2 separate regions of the Homo sapiens genome follow, and region 1 is linked to region 2. The links are chromatin loops, found by intact Hi-C in ENCODE. Cell type or tissue: PC-9. All regions are shown on one strand.

Region 1 (8,000 bases), 490 kb before region 2:
AATTTAAAATGTGCTACTTCCTAAAATTCTTCAAAAGGACAGAACTAGCTTCTACAGCAGTTTATCCCCAACAGCTTATGTGATTAACAGAGAAATATGATTTCACCATCTACTTTCAGAGACAAAAAAATAAAAACTGAAGTGAAAACAAAAACTCCTACCAAAACAAAAATTCCTACTAAACCCTGTCAACAAAGTGATGGGTCTTGACATGGATGCTGGCAGTCAGCAAGACAGAAGTCAAGGATTGTTTCAGATAAATGGCAGGAGTCAAATGCAGGTGGCTCTGCTGACTCTCTACAGATACTAAGCACTCATGGTGTGTGTGTGTGTGCGTGTGTGTGTGTGTTTGCATGCATGTGTGTGTGTGTTTGCACGCATGTGTGTGTGTGTAATGGAGCACACGACTCTTGCAGGAAAGATGTTCCAGGAGTTGACTGGGGCATAAAGGTGTAAGTTGCAGCCTTCAAGGCATGGCCTGCATTCTAGTTTCTGGAACTCCTACATCTCAGAGATGCAAAAACTAGGGTGCTGAGAGGGCCAAACTGCATGGACCATACTACTGAGTACCTTGTGGTCTGGTCTGTGCCTCATTATCCTCTGGCCAGGTATGGCTGACAGAGAAGCATCTGTTTTTTGGGTTTGCTGTCAGGAGGCTGAGATCTTTGAGGCTGTGTGTGTGTGTGTGTGTGTGTGTGTGTGTGTGTGTGTGTTTCTCAATAAAATTTAGACCTTTGCTAGGGCAGCTGCCAAGAATAAAAAAGTAGGCTGAGAAAAATCACGTTTCAATGCAAGTAGAATGAATAATATTTCTTTGTCTTAAAGATGTTTCCACTATAGCTGTTCAGTCTTGCTTGAGAAAATTTCGTGTTGTAGAATGTTTAATGTTAAAATGCTCTGTGAGAAAATCCGTAATTTGCAATTAGGTAACTTGTAGGGTCAGTCAGCAAAAGACAAAATCTACTTGCTTCAAAAGTGTTTTGGCAGCAAAGTTTAGCCAGACTTTATTATATTCAAATGCTCAGTGGTTGCTAGATGTGTAATTTTTGTAACTTTAGACCCCAGTGGGAAACATTGTTTGGGAATCATAAAAATCATGGTGAAGAACAATTGCAGATATTGTACAGTGAGCGATAGGATATTTCTTGATAAAACATAATGGTTATGAACCTCTAAATATTATGTTGAGTAAAAGAAGCTGGCACAATTGAAACATAGTTTCAATTATATGAAGTTCAAGAATACATTTATCTGATGGAAATCAAGGAATCAACTGAAAAGGAATGGGATGGAACTTTCTGGGATGATGGACATGTTCTGTATCTTGTTTCGGGTGAGAGTTACAATTTATATCTGTGTATTTTAATGTATGTAAATTATACCTCAATTAAAAATGAATAAAACTGAACACTTTAGATCTGTGCACTTTAATGTATGTAAATTATACCTCAATTTAAAAATGAATAAAATTACACACACAAAGATATCTGTTAAGTACGGTGATTCTCAAATTTTTTTTTCTGTATTGATCCTCATGCAAATACATTGATTACTTCTGGCTTAAATGTGTCTTTCTTCTACCTGTTTGCCAAATGACAATTTAATTAAATAAATCTTAAAACCTATACAGCTTCACAAGTTTTGTGATTGTAATTATTTCTAACTGGTACTGGTGAACTACATTTCTTATCTAGATCTACCTCCTATGGACTAGTCGATCCTTGTTTAGACAAAGTATAATTTAAAACTCTCTAAGCCTTAGTTTTTCCATTTGTAAAATGGAGATTACACTTGCCTGAGGGTTGTTGTAGGATCAAGTGAGAAAATGTATATTATAATCCTGCTAGTCAAAGCATCATCAATGGCATCACTCAGGGGCTTGTTAGGAATGCAGAATCTTAGTCCTCGCCCTGGACCCACTATATTATTCTAACACTGCTATAAAGAAATACCTGAAGGCTGATGTGGGTGGATCACTTGAGGTCAGGAGTTTGAGACCAGCCTGGCCAACATGGGGAAACCCTGTCTCTACTAAAGATACAAAAATTAGCCAGGTGTGGTGGCACATGCCTGTGGTCCCAGCTACTTGGGAGCCTGAGGCAGGAGAATCGCTTGAACCTGGGAGGTGGAGGTTGCAGTGAGCTCATGTCATGCCACTGCACTTCAGCCTGGGTGACAGAATGAGACTCTGTCTCAAAACAAACAAACAAGCAAACAATAAAAAACAAAAACAAAAAAAACCTGAGCCTGGGTAATTTATAAAGAAAAGAAGTTTAATTGGCTTATGGTTCCACAGACTGTACATGCAGTATGGTTGGGAAGGCCTCAGGAAACTTACAACCATGGTGGAAGGCAAAGGGGAAGCAGGCTTTTTTTACATGGCAGGAGCAGGAGGAAGAGAGAGAGAGGAGAAGGAGAAGTACTACATACTTTACTACATACTTTTAAACACCAGATCTTATGAGAATTTACTTACTATCACTAGAACGGCAAGGGGGACGTCCGCCCCCATGATCCAATTACCTCACAGCAGGCCTCTCCTCCAACATTAGGGATTATAATTCGACATGAGATTTGAGTGAGGACACAGATCCAAACCATATCACCCACTGAAGCAGAATCACCATTTAACAAAATGCCCAGGTAATTTAACAAGATGCCCAGGTAAAGTTTTAGAAGTGTGATCTTAAATGCATTGTAAATTATAAATTGAGATACAAATATTAGAAATTGTCATTAATACAGTTTCTATGGTGGAAATATGGCCCAGCATTTTGCTATGTGTTTTCCATGTTGTTGTCAGGCTGCTGGCCTGAAACCAATGTGGGTAACATGCTTGTGAAATATGGCTGAGTTGTTGGTGGAGGGACTTCATGAGTCAGAATGGTAGGCTTTCCTAGGACCAGCCAACAAACTGCATTTCCAGGTAGCTTTTCAGGATGCAATTTCATAGGGTGTGAGAGTGGCCTCAGGTCTATGAGGCTATAACATTGAGTAATTTCTGCAATTCCAAAGGCGGTGAGAAATTTCTATCCTGGAATTTAATTTTCTTCCCCTGGAATCTGTTCCTAGCCAATAGCCGTAAAAGGTGCTGCCATCACCAATTCACTTGAGCCAGCAGCCTCCCAATCATCCATGATTCTCTTTGTGACTCCCATCCCTATCCCATCCATCAGCAAGTACCCTCAGTCCTATCTCTGAATTCGACCTTCAATCTTCCTACCTCCGTCCAGCTTCATGACCACCACCGCCATCATTTGGCCTACTGGCCCCTAGTGGTTTCCCACCTCCACTGCATGCTCTTTGATCATTCATTCTCTAAATGTCCGAGAAAACAGATTACATCATACTCCTGCTGAAAACTCTTCCATATGTTGCTTTTTACTTAGAATAAGACCCAGACCCCACACCTGCACCTGTAGTAGCCCATGAGGTCCTGCCTGAAATGGTTCTGGTGCATCTCTGCAGCTGCATCTTGCCCCTCCCTACCTCACTCGGCCCAAACCACATTGACCTTCAGGTTTCCAAGCGTGTCCCATGTTTCTCTGTTTTGCAGATGCTGCTTTCTTGCCTAGCTTTTTCGTCTCCCCTCCTTTGAATGCTCAGTTTGTTTTTCTCCTGCAAGTCTCAGCTAATTCCCCAGTTTCTCAGAGGTGTCTTCTGTGAGTGTTCTAGCTAAAGTAGACCCCACTGTCAATCACCATCTCAGTCCTTTGTTTTTTTCCTTCACAACACCTCATCACAAGTTGAAATTATTCTGCATATCTGACATTCCATTTTTGTTTGATCTTCCCTTGTAGAATAGCAGGGCTTATACTTGTATTGTTCACCATTGTATTCCCAGGGTCCAGCTTAGTGCCTGGCCTAGGGTAGATACTTAGCAGATACTGGTGATGACTAACTGACTAATACATGAATGAATGCATGCATGCGTGAACGAGTTCATTCCTTTGCATAGCTGGATGGCTGCTTAATTATGTAAGGCTGTTTGGAATTTACTTCCTGAAGAAGTTAAAAAAAAAAAAAAGGCCCACCTCTTGATTCTACACTCATCACCCTCATACCAGATTGCTGAATGCATTAAAAAAAGAAAGAAAAGCAGAATTCATTTTGCAGAGCTTGCTTGCTCTGTATCCCTGGTCCTCCTGTGACCTCATCCTGCTTCTGGAAAGGGTGGTTCCCTTGCAGTGGTTTTATCAGTCCCTGGTCCCTGGACCCGCACTGTTGGAAACCACAGGAAAAGCAAGCACAACATCACCTTTAATTAGCAAGAGAGGCGCCTGCCTGATACACACAGCGGCTTGGAAGCAAGAAACAGAAAAATGTAAGGCAGGACCAGGTTCGTGGAAAGAACTAGAAAATGAAAAAGAGTAATTATCCTGTTTTAACCTAATGTTGTTAATCTGTATTGCCCATTATCATTGAGAGCATCTTGCCTACTGAAGTATGCGAGCTGTGGAGCTGCTCTTTGCTCCAGCAGTGTAGCTAACAGAAGGGACTGGCTCCTCATCCATCATAATAATTAGTTTGTCATAATTTTCTGTCCTTCATGGCTCTGCAGTAAAAAGATAGAAGAGGCATTTAAAGTTACCCAGGAATTGTTCCCCAAATTTCCTCCCTGTTCTTTATGGGAACAGATAGCTGTATTTCTGCCCTATTTATTTTATGTTTGGCCTGTGATAATGAAGTATATTTCATCTGGAAGTATACAGCTTTAATTTTCATGTTCTACTTGGAAACATCTCGCTGTTTCGTTTTGTTTCAGCTCTACAGTATATAAAGAGAGCTCATGCTTCCTTCTGAACTCACCCATCACCCACCAGAGTTAATTCTAGTTTCAAGACCAACATTACGACTTCATGAGCCAACTGCATAATAACACGCACCGGATCTCCAGTCCGTTAGCATGGACAGAATGTTTTCCCTATTTTATCCCTTAATTTTCAGAACAGCCCTGGGAGGTAGACAAGGCAGGGGTTATCCACATGCCCATTTGACAGAATGAGGAGCAGAAAGGTCAACTGACTTGCTCAGGGCCATGCTGCTCAAGCAAAAAGGTGCTAGGACTTGATTCCTGGTTTGCTAATTGTACATGATGGCCTTTTCTATAACTCCAGCAACATCTGTAGCAACCGCTGCTTCTACTGGAGTTTGCTTCTGCTGAAATGCAAATGGGTCAATTTTCAGTTATTCTTTCATACTCTCATCTTTATGAACAGGATGGGCATTCTGTGGTGGAAAAAGGGAAAGGTGGCTGGTACAAAAACATGGGGTTTATGGCCCAGGGCAGAAGTTCTCAAAGTGTGGTCCCCGGACCAGCAGCATCTGCATCACCAGAGAGCGTGTTTGAGATGTAAAGTTTCAGGCTCCACTCCAGTCCTACTTACTTATCAGAACTCTGGGGTAGACTTGGCAATCTGTGCTTTAACAAGTCCACCAGGTGATTCTGATGCAGGCTAAAGCTTGAGAAGCACCCACCTAGGAAGAAGATGGGGAAACACAGAGGAGAAGAGAGAAATTACATTGTGTGCCCAGGCCACAGACTCTGGGGCCAGACTTCTGGGTTCTTATCATAGTCCTACCACCTCATCCATCCACAGAGTATTTACTGAGCATTTACTATATGCCAGGCACCATGCAGATGCTTGGAATATAGCAGTGAAAGAACCAAAGATCTCACAGACCTGCTGTTTTACTTTACACTCATTGGTTGAGTGATAGAAGGAGCAAAGTAGTCTGTCCTTTTGTTTCCTGGCCCATAAAGGGAGAATACTAACTGTGCCTAACTGTAGAGTTTTTCTAAGGTTGACACTGAAAATATCTAGTGTCTGCACACAGTGAGAGCTCTGCAAGTGCTTGCCCTCTTCCTCTTCACACACTCTCAGTTGCTGAGTACTATCAACAAGTTGATGGTGCCATCCCTTGCCACTGTTCCAAATTGTGATCACAAGCCGCAAAGAAATTCCTAGAGGCATGAGACTGACACAGACATCACTGAGATGCTTAAAGGAGGTGTTCAAATTATCCCATTTGGAAGGGTGCAGAGGCCTCTTGGACCCAGGTGATACGTACTTGATTGTGAAATATCCAAATTTTGTCATAATTTCCACGATTACTATGACAATATTGGCCCAAGTTCTCTAGGAATAAATACGTTCTTGGCACTGCTTCTGAGTCCTCCAGCCTGAAATATATACAGGGCTCAAGGATGAAGAACTTATTGGGTGGCTTCAAGTAGTATAGAGCGTATTTGAAGATGTCTCTGATTTTAACGTCTGGCTGCTTCAGGAGGGCAGAGATGCGGTGACAATATGGGCCTTTCCCACGTTCACATCAGGTGCTCATTTCTCCAGATACAAAATTGTTTATGCTGTATTCAAAGCCCAGCTCAAATCTTAGCTCATCTATAACATGGTTTCCGGTTGGATCAGCTCATGTGAAATTCTTCAGTGAGGGGTTTGGTGCTCCCTTGTACCCCCAGTGGAGCAAACACCATTTGCCAGCCACCTGGGAAGCAAATATTGCATCTGTTGTAGCATTCTGTGTTAGTTCCTTGAAACCCTTCCCACCCCAGTCTAAGACTGTGGTGGAAGCTGTATTGAGAAGACATGTAGGCAGAAGTCAAATGTGGAACTCCTAAACCACCCCAAATATAAATGTTGTATGGTGTGTTTGTTGGGTGTGTTGGCGAGAGAGAGAGGAGAGACAGTGAATGGGTGTGTGGGGATCAGAGCCAGAAGAAATAAGAAGGGAGGCAGAAGGGGGGAAGAGGAAAAAAGGAAGATGGAAGAAAAGGAGGTAGAAGGAATGGAGGGAGGGAAGAAGAAAGGGAAAGAGGAGAAAGGAGAAGGAGAAAGGCAAGAAAAGTAGGCTAGATGGAAAGGAAGGGGAGGAGGAAAAAGGAAGAAAGGGGAGGGAGAGAAGACTTGGGCCTGCAAAGCTGACTCCTAGTTCACACAGCCAACTTGCTGCCTGCAGGAGAGAAGACAGGCCTGCCTCGCCTGCTGTCTGTTGGTGGGACCCAGGTCTAGCTGAGCCCATTGTGGCATTGGTGGCTTGACATGACATGCTTCTGTGTGGAGTAAGATGCTGCAGAGGGTGCATCTTGTATGAGAACCTCTTCAACTCAGTGTCCCTGACCACTTCTATATTGTGGCCTGATGATTAAAGATCCTCTCTTGGTCCTGTTCTCTTCATTGAACCTGTGCCTCTACCATGGGGATTCACTCTACCTAGCGATTCACAAACACATCTAGATCTTTCTCTAGACTTTGGGCCTTGGAGGGTGGGGCCATGTCTTAGTCTGTCTTAGAGAAGTCAGATTGAGTTGCTTTACATTTAGTAGGATCATGTTTCTAAAATGTAGTAGAATTATTTACTGAGAATAGTGTCCTATTTCTTGTGGAAAAATAGACCCATTGGGGTGCAATTTTTCTAGTATGTACTGCTGATTATAAGGGACAAATGATTCTTCCTTTTAGTCTCTTCTTAATAACAAAACATTACTGAGCTAAAATTTATTGGAGATTTTGTTTTGTTTTTTCTCCCTCACTCCCCTCCCCTGACCCATCTAACAAGAATATAATGCTCTGGAAGAATACCTCATATTTCAGATCTAAATTTAAAGAAGTCAGACTCAATTGCTCAGTTAATTAAATTTGCAGTAGTCTCTTTGGAGATATTTATGGACTTGTTTTTACACTTTTGCATTTTCCTTTTCTTCCAGTTGAGTAGTAGCAAATACAATGTGACAGCCACATTACTGTACATGTCAGTTATTTACAGACTAAAGTGATGGATTTCCTGATAATCATTTAATAAAATAATTTTCGGGGGATGCAGGCTCCCAGACCCCTTTGTTCATATGTTGCATTAAATGGGGTATCACATGATACCCCAGAGAGAACCACAGCCCATCTGACTCTGACATATGCACTATTTGAAATTTGGGGGCTTCCTTTATGGCTAAAAGCCAAATATTTGGACATGTGGTCTACTAT
Region 2 (8,000 bases):
GAGACCCTTTATAATTAGGAGTGGAGGACCAAGTGGACTCCATCCCTTGTCCCCACATAGGTCCTATTTCTTTCCTAGGCCACACAGCTTTTAAACATAATATTTCTCCCCTATTATCCTTCAGTATTTATAGAGCATCCGGCCTGTGCTAGGAGCTTGAAAAGACAGTCCCTCTCTCATGGAGCTCCCAATATAGAGGCCCTTTCCCTTTGGACTTTCTTCTACTGGAAATTGCCTTTTCTTGTGTAGTTCCCTTTGCTGACTCTGCTTGTCCTCCTGTTCTCACAAAGGCTACCATGCAGTGGGGGAATAAATATGAAAAAAAATATAAGATCATTGCACTGCAGAGTGAAGGAGCAAATCCCTTAACAGTCATGAGTACACATTCCAGCTCATGAGCATAAAGCCACACTATTCATAGAAATGGGTGATACTGATTGTACACTTACCATGTGTGAATATTGTGCTTAGTATATCACATGGATTACATCACTTCACCTGCTTCGGAGAACCTGGATTGAGCATAATGGAAATTAAGAGTTGGCCCATCCCTAGATCCACATCTGTTACCTGCTTTGCTGGCTGCCTGGGAATGAGGTCTTGTCTGTCTGTTTTTTGTTTTTTTAACTTCAGCTTTGGCCTGGAGCTGCAGCCCAGGCCACTATGGAAGGAAAGGGAATGTAGCCTTTATAAAATCATCTATAGCCTGGTGGGAATGTCAACTAGTACAACCACTATGGAAAACAGTGTGGAGATTCCTTAAATAACTAAAAGGGGAATTACCATTTGATCCAGCAATCCCACTGCTGGGTATCTACCTAGAGGAAAAGATGTCATTATATGAAAAAAAATACTTGCACACACATGTTTATAGCAGAATAATTCGCAATTGCAAAAATGTGGAATCAACCCAAATGTCTATCAGTCAATAAGTGGATAAAGAAATTGTGGTATATATATATACAATGGACTACTACTCAGCCATAAAAAGGAATGAATGAATTAATGGCATTCGCAGCAACCTGGATGAGATTGGAGACTATTGTTCTAAGTGAAGTAACTCAGGAATGAAAAACCGAACACTGTATGTCCTCACTTATAAGTGGGAGCTAAGCTATGAAGACACAAAGGCATAAAAATGACACAGTGGACTCTGGGGACTCAAGGGAAAAGAGTGGGAGGGGGGTGAGGGATGAAAGACTACACATCGGGTACAGTGTACACTACTTGGGTGGTGTGTGCACCAAAATCTCACAAATCACCACTAAAGAACTTATTCATGTAACCAAATACTGCCTGTTCCCCAATAACCTATAGAAATAAAAAAAAAATTTAAATCAGCTAGAGCCAAGCAGAAATAATAAGGAAAGTGAATTCCAAGAAAAAGTATGGAATTCTCTTCAAAGCATAACAGAAAATGTTTTGCCATTTCTGGTTGTTGTCATGAAGCAAAAAAACCCACTTGCCCACTTGGCATGTCTTACCTGACAAAAACTACAAAGAAAGGCCTGCCCAGGGTTTCTGCAAGTCCTGGATCTGGGAGGCTGTGTCTCACAGAGAGTGACAGCCAAGACTGAATAACTGTGAGACTGTGGGCAAGCTGGTGAGTTCTTCTGTGCCTCAAGTTCCTCTATGTAAATGGGGACAGTGATCCTTGCTCTTGGGCTTGTTGGGAGGATTCCATGGAATGATATGTGACACCTGGCACACAGTGTACACTCAGTTATCATCACATATGTCATCTTCAATATGATTTTTGCCAATTAGATGTGGACTTTTTGCGTTCATTAAAAATTTAAACAAACAATAATAACAACAATCACAGTGAGTTTGGGTTTATAATACTGTGGATTTCTTCCTTGGCATGATTGGAGATAAAAGAAGGAACATTCCATGTGATGCTGTGAGGTCCCAGGAAAGGTGTGACAGAGAATCCTGAGTCATGCTTACCTGTCATTACTAGTGGGAATGAGAGCCATCTGGGATGACCTAAGTGCATATTGTTTGCAGACAGTGATAGGTGCTCAGGGAGCAGGAAAGTGGAGCATGAACTCACAATAGAAGGTAGGAGCAGAGACAATCAAGTCCTATCCTACCAGATCAACTGAGAGATTTCTATTCCCTAAAGTTCCACAGTCTTTGTACCCCTCTCACCATGTCAACTTTGCTCTCCTTGAACGATCTTATCCCCTCTCTTGAACCATACTCCCTGTTTTTCTCACATTTACGTCCCCTTCAGGATATGGCAAATTGTCTTATGCTCAGGAAACATTTGCTGAATGAATCCTCTGGAGATCTTCAGAAAATCAGCATATTCCAAATGAAGTGACTGAGACTTAAGCAAGAGACCCAGGGTGGGATGGACAGACTCTTGAATAGCATCTTGATCTAGACCAGTATAAACTCGTGGGACCTAAACAAAAGTGGACCTTTGTTCAGTGAAGAAGATTCCCAGGGAGCAGGTAGAAGCAGATGGAGCTAACTCCAGATACAGGCTGTGCTCTCCGCAGACCCCAGCGTCTTCGTAGATAGGAGGTTTAGCAGATGGTGTTTTTGCATTAAGTTTCTAAATTACCATCTATAAGATCCTCTGTTTTCTAAAAACTAGTTGCCTTAAGGCTTTAAGATTTTAATGTAATTTTAATGTTTGTGTGTGTTGTTAGTGTACCTGTTTCTCAGGTTTGCTATCCCAGATAGGTTATTTGCTAAGATCAGAAGAAAATCAATTGGCAAAAGAACATGCTCACATGTTACATGTTATTACCAGTTGGAACAAGAGCCATCTGGGATGTAAGACTATCCACCAAACGGGTGTGTGGAACTGTCCCTTGGCATTGCACAGGAGGACCACTTTTAGTATGATTTCCTGTGCTGTGGCTATGACATCAGGGAGGCTGAGGCAGGATCACTTGAGGCCGGGAGGTCGGGGCTGCATAATGAGTTCTGATCGTGCCACTGTACTCCACCCTGGGAGACAGAGCAACACCCGTCACTAAAAAAAAAAAAAAAAAAGAAAGAAAGAAAGAAAAGAAAAAAGAAAAAGAAGAACAAATTCAGAAGCTACAATAGGAATAGTTCAGAAACCATCCTCCAGCCTTTTAAAGGCACAGAAGAGCTTTGTTTCACATTCGTTTCGGCTTCCAAAGCAACTAGTCAAGTCAGTTTCACCTGTTTTATTCACAACAGTTATCTCTCCAATCCAGATTCCTTCTTTAAAAAAAGGGAAGAAAAAACATTCTCATATTTCTTGTTTTGCTAGCAAGAAATGAGCTGCAGAACACTTTCAGAGATCCACTAGCTGTTTTCCTTAAGCTGAGGCTGAGAGCTTCAGGGGCACTCCAAAGAAAGAAAGAAAGGAAAGATAAAACAAAGGACGAGAGGCTGGGGGGAAGAAAGAGAGGAAGGGAGGGAGAAACTATAGAGACCACTGTGTGGACACCCACAACTTCTGGTTCTGAGGCTGGTGGGAAAGGAATTTGCAATAGAAGAGGAGGGGAACTGAGAGGAGAGCACTGTATTAAGAGCTTATAGGAATTCTAAAAAGAAAAAAAAAGGAGGCCTTTGATCCATTCCAAAGAGGGAGGCAGAAAACTTCAAAGCAGAATAACAGTCCCCTGCACTCTGCCCTACTCTAAGTACCCGGAGCATTCATTATGAATCAGCCCACCTCCCCTCGGCCCACGTGGGGCTGTGCAAGCCAGACACGCAATTCAGACCCACAGCTTGTTCAGCCTCCCCGAGAACACAGCGTGTGCAAGGTTTGGGAATGGAAATATAGCAGGGTGCCCACTCCTAAGTGGGGTTAATTCACGGATGTGGAAGGAATCTCTACCTTTCGCAGAGACTGCTAGAAACACCAGCTTCCCTTCTTTCTCTTCAAAGGAAGATGGTGTTTTTTTCTCCTTAATCCTGAGTCATTTACAGTAAGATACACGTAAATAATAGTCCAGGAGGTAAAATGTGATCTACACAGTCTCTACCTCAAAAATAAGTTTTTTGGGGGACTTGTTTACCATTCCGAATGTGACCCGGCAGCCCTTTACAAAAAGTAACATTTGCTTTTATTAGATACAGCAGATCTATTTCTGTGAGCACCGCAGATGTAACTGGGATTCATTTTTACTGGATGTCTCAGAAGACCGGGCCGACTGCCAGCTCTCCTGGACACAGGAAGTTACAGGGTGCGGTCACTTCTGCTCACCCATTTCTCCTTCAACAGCGCAGATCACATGCACAGAGTTCTTAGGAGACAGGTCTTCCCCAAGGCAAAGGCACACAGAAATGCTTTCCTTCCCAGCTGCCCCTTGATGAAAGAAACTAAACACCTCTTCAGCATGGATATGACACTAGCCCTCGGCTTCTTATTTTTTGCAATGACTACTCTGTGTCAGAGTCAGTAAAAATCGCAATGCAGAGAAGAGAGATAAAAAGAAACATCCTGGAGAATTCTCCTGGTTATTTTTAAAATATTGTCTCTGTTGACTTGAAGTGGTGTAGAAACAGTTCCATATGCTGTGTTTCTTTTTTCCTGTTGCATCTTATAGTTTAAACATAGATCTTTTATCGGATACAACTTCTGTTAACAATATGGCCTACTGGGTTAGCAAAGAAACCGTTCTTTTCTTACAGTTCTGGATTTGGGGAGGTTGCTCACATTTAACTGTGGAAAGCATTATGCTCTTATGGTCTTTGCCAATTCTTTTCTGTAACACAAACCTAAATTACATACCAATTTCTCGAGGTTCTTGCCTAGTTTGGACCAAATTAGGTCCCACAAATTCCTGATCTTAGCAACTGTGTCTCTCAGTTATTTTCCGTGAGACAATATGTTTGTCTGTACTTCATATTGCTTTGTGGAGACAATTACCAGTGCTATATCCCTATTTTTCTTTTTCTTGAAAAAAAATTTAATTTTTAGAAATTATTTGTATAGGAAAAATGTTAAAATAGAAATAAGAATATAACCTCTTTGACCACCCTGCTCCAGTCCTGGTCCCCTCCCTGGAGGTAGCCGTATTAGCAGACAGGCTCGTGTTCTTCCAGACATTTTTCTGTATATTTGCACACATCTAAATACATAGTCATATGTCTTGTTTTTGTTGTTACCATCATTATACAAATGGAATCATACCATAGAACAGATGCCTCATAATTTATTTACCTATTCCTCTATTAATGGATGCTACGGTCTGAATGTATCTCTTCAAAATTCATGTTGGAACTTAAGACCCAATGTGACAGTATTAAGAGGAGCCTTTGGGGAAGTGATTAAGACATGGGGGCTCTACCCTCATGAATGGACTTAGTGCCTATATAAAAGACACTGAAGCAAGCACTCTGGTCCCTTCTCCCTTCCACCATGTGAGGACACAGTGTTTGTCTCTTTCTTCCTGTGAGGACACAACAAGAAGACTCCATGCCAGAAGCAGAGGGCAAGCCCTCACCAGAAACCCAATCCGCTGGCACCTTGATCTTGGACTTCCCAGGCTCCAGAACTATGACTAATAAACTTCTTTTTTAAATTACCCAGGCTAAGGTATTTTATTGTAGAAACAGGAATGGACTAAGACAATGAATATATACCTTGCCTGTTAATTTGCTGAGAACCAAGGTTTCATTTTCAACATTTACTAGCTAATCTAGCCTAGAGAAGTACAAAGAACCCAGGACTTGGATTTTAGTCCAACAATACTACTAATGTCCAGGTAATCTTCGGCAAATGATCATCCTCTTTGGGCCAACATATCCTCAGCTGTCAGACCAGTGGGCATGTACAGTGAACAACTTAGTACCAGGTACTACAACAACTTACACATGCCTAGGCCCCAGGGCACCATGGTGATTCTGATTCAAAGCTAGGGCTAAGATTGGCTACCCTTAGCAAAGAAGAGTTACTGATGTGTAGGTGAGAAAAATGTCTCACGATTTAGAACAGGATGGGACAAACTACATCCCATGAACCAAATCAGACCTGCCACCTATTATTATAAATAAAGTTTTATTGGAACACAGCAATGCTCGTTTGTTTATATATTGTCTTTGGCTGCTTTAGTGCTAAAGTGGCAGAGCTGAGTAGTTTCAACAGAGATCTCATGACTCACAAAGCCTAACATATTTGTCACTGGGTACCTTGCAAATGTTTGCAGACCTCTGCTTTGGAAAGATCCCTATGGTCACACAGAGGGTGGGGAAGGAAGACAATTTAGAGTGGTGGTGGTGATGGGGGTCTGAGTCAGGGCAAGAGAAAAGAACAATGTGCGAGACACAACACAGGCAGAAGCACAGAAGTTGTGACTGACTGAATGGATAAAAGTATGAGAAACAGAAGTTACCAGTTTCATATTTCCAACTTGGAGGCTTGGGTGATTGTCATTAACCAAGATGAGTGTCATGAAAGGAAAGAAGATGTTTATGGGAAGGTGAGTAAGATTCGAATTAGGGACTTTCTGAATTCAAAGTGCAGATAAAGGTGTCCAGGAAGCAGTTGGAAATATGAGTCTAATATTCAGGAGAGAGGTGGGGCTGGAGGTCAAGCTTGAGCGCCACCATCTTGGAGATGAGAGCAGGTTTCAGGTGAGCAGACCAGACCAAAGAGGGAAAAACATAGAGGCAAGATATTTGAGGAAGAAATTCTGAGAAACCCCAACAGTTAAAGGACTGGCAAAGGAATAAACCTGAGAAGGAGCAATCAGAAGAGTAGAAGAAAACAAACATGATAATATTTGTGAAAGCAGAAGCAACTGATGTTGGCTTTTATAAGAGGTCTTTGTTGGGCTCATGTCGGGGTAAAGAGTGCTCTGAGGATTTGGTGCCTCTTGTCAGTGTCCTGTGGTGGCTTCCATAGAAAACACTCCACACCCATTATCTGCAAGGAGACAGCTGCAGTTTTGCCTCTTCATGTGGTTTCCTCAAACCCACCCCCTGGGAAATGCAATATGATTCTCTCACAGAGCAGATGGGATGCTAACTGGAATCACCTCTGCCTTGCAGAGTTCTCCCTCAGTTGCTCCAACAGTGCCTGGTAGTGTAAACAAGACTGGCTTACCAGTGCAGCATTCAATACCAGTGCTTACCCAGCAGCCATTCAACCAGTCCTGCTGATGCCCCACCATGTGCCAGCCACCAAAGCATCTAGTGCCAAGATTACAACTGTTTCCTTCTGCTCCTGGTTCTTAGAGTTTTTTTTTAAAAAAAATATATAAATGATCTGCATTTAGTGATATATTTATTTTTAATTTTTTTATTTCCATAGGTTTTTGGGGGAACAAGTGGTATTCGGTTACATGAGCAAGTTCTTCAGTGGTGATTTGTGAGATTTTGGTGCACCCAACACCTGAACAGTATACACTGAACCCAATTTGAGTCTTTTATCCCTCACCCCCACCAATGCTTTCCCCCGAGTCTCCAAAGTCCATTGTATTATTCTTATGCCTTTGCATCCTCATAGCTTAGCTCCCACATATGACTGAGAACATACAATGTTTGGTTTTCTATTCCTGAGTTACTTCACTTAGAATAATAGTCCCCAGTTCCATCCAGGTTGCTGTGAATGCCATTAATTTGTTCCTTTTTATAGCCAAGCAGTATTCCATTGTATACATATACCACAATTTCTTTATCCACTTGTTGACTGATGGGCATTTGGGCTGTCCATATTTTTGCAATTGTGAATTGTGCTGCTATGAACATGTGTGTGCAAGTACCTTTTTTGTATAATGACTTCTTTTCCTCTGGGTAGATACCCAGCAGTGGGACTGCTGGATCAAATGGTAGTTCCATTTTTAGTTCTTTAAGGAATTTCCACACTGTTTTCCATAGTGGTTATACTAGTTTCCATTCCCATCAGCAGTGTAGAGGTGTTCCCTTTTCACAGCATCCACGCCAACATCTATTACTTTCTGATTTTTTTTTATCATGGCCATTCTTGCAGGAGTAAGGTAGTATCATATTGTGGTTTTGATTTGCATTTCCCTGATCATTAGTGATATCGAGCATTTTTT

Evidence for each region. Hi-C counts contacts between places; a loop is a spot of excess contacts. Peaks named below come from ENCODE experiments on the same cell type or tissue, not always from the same donor. Only the 100,000 strongest peaks of a DNase experiment are listed, where the experiment ranks them.
Region 1: a loop joins it to region 2, with 6 times the contacts of the local background. A loop is called at or near these places in 4 of 110 quality-filtered maps.

The regions. Positions count from the first base shown.
Region 1 is chr3:59,323,549-59,331,548 of GRCh38, forward strand. All of the region lies in intron 4 of CFAP20DC-DT (CFAP20DC divergent transcript), which reads left to right. Among named protein-coding and RNA genes, the nearest start is that of CFAP20DC-DT, 240 kb to the left of the region's middle. In PC-9, no CTCF peak of the experiment used is centred here; a DNase peak (open chromatin) is centred at 3,913; H3K27ac peaks cover 358 bases.
Region 2 is chr3:59,814,569-59,822,568 of GRCh38, forward strand. All of the region lies in intron 8 of FHIT (fragile histidine triad diadenosine triphosphatase), which reads right to left. Among named protein-coding and RNA genes, the nearest start is that of CFAP20DC-DT, 730 kb to the left of the region's middle. RefSeq lists an enhancer at 3,364-4,563. In PC-9, no CTCF peak of the experiment used is centred here; DNase peaks (open chromatin) are centred at 1,973, 3,663, 4,203 and 6,093; H3K4me3 peaks cover 1,446 bases; H3K27ac peaks cover 6,816 bases.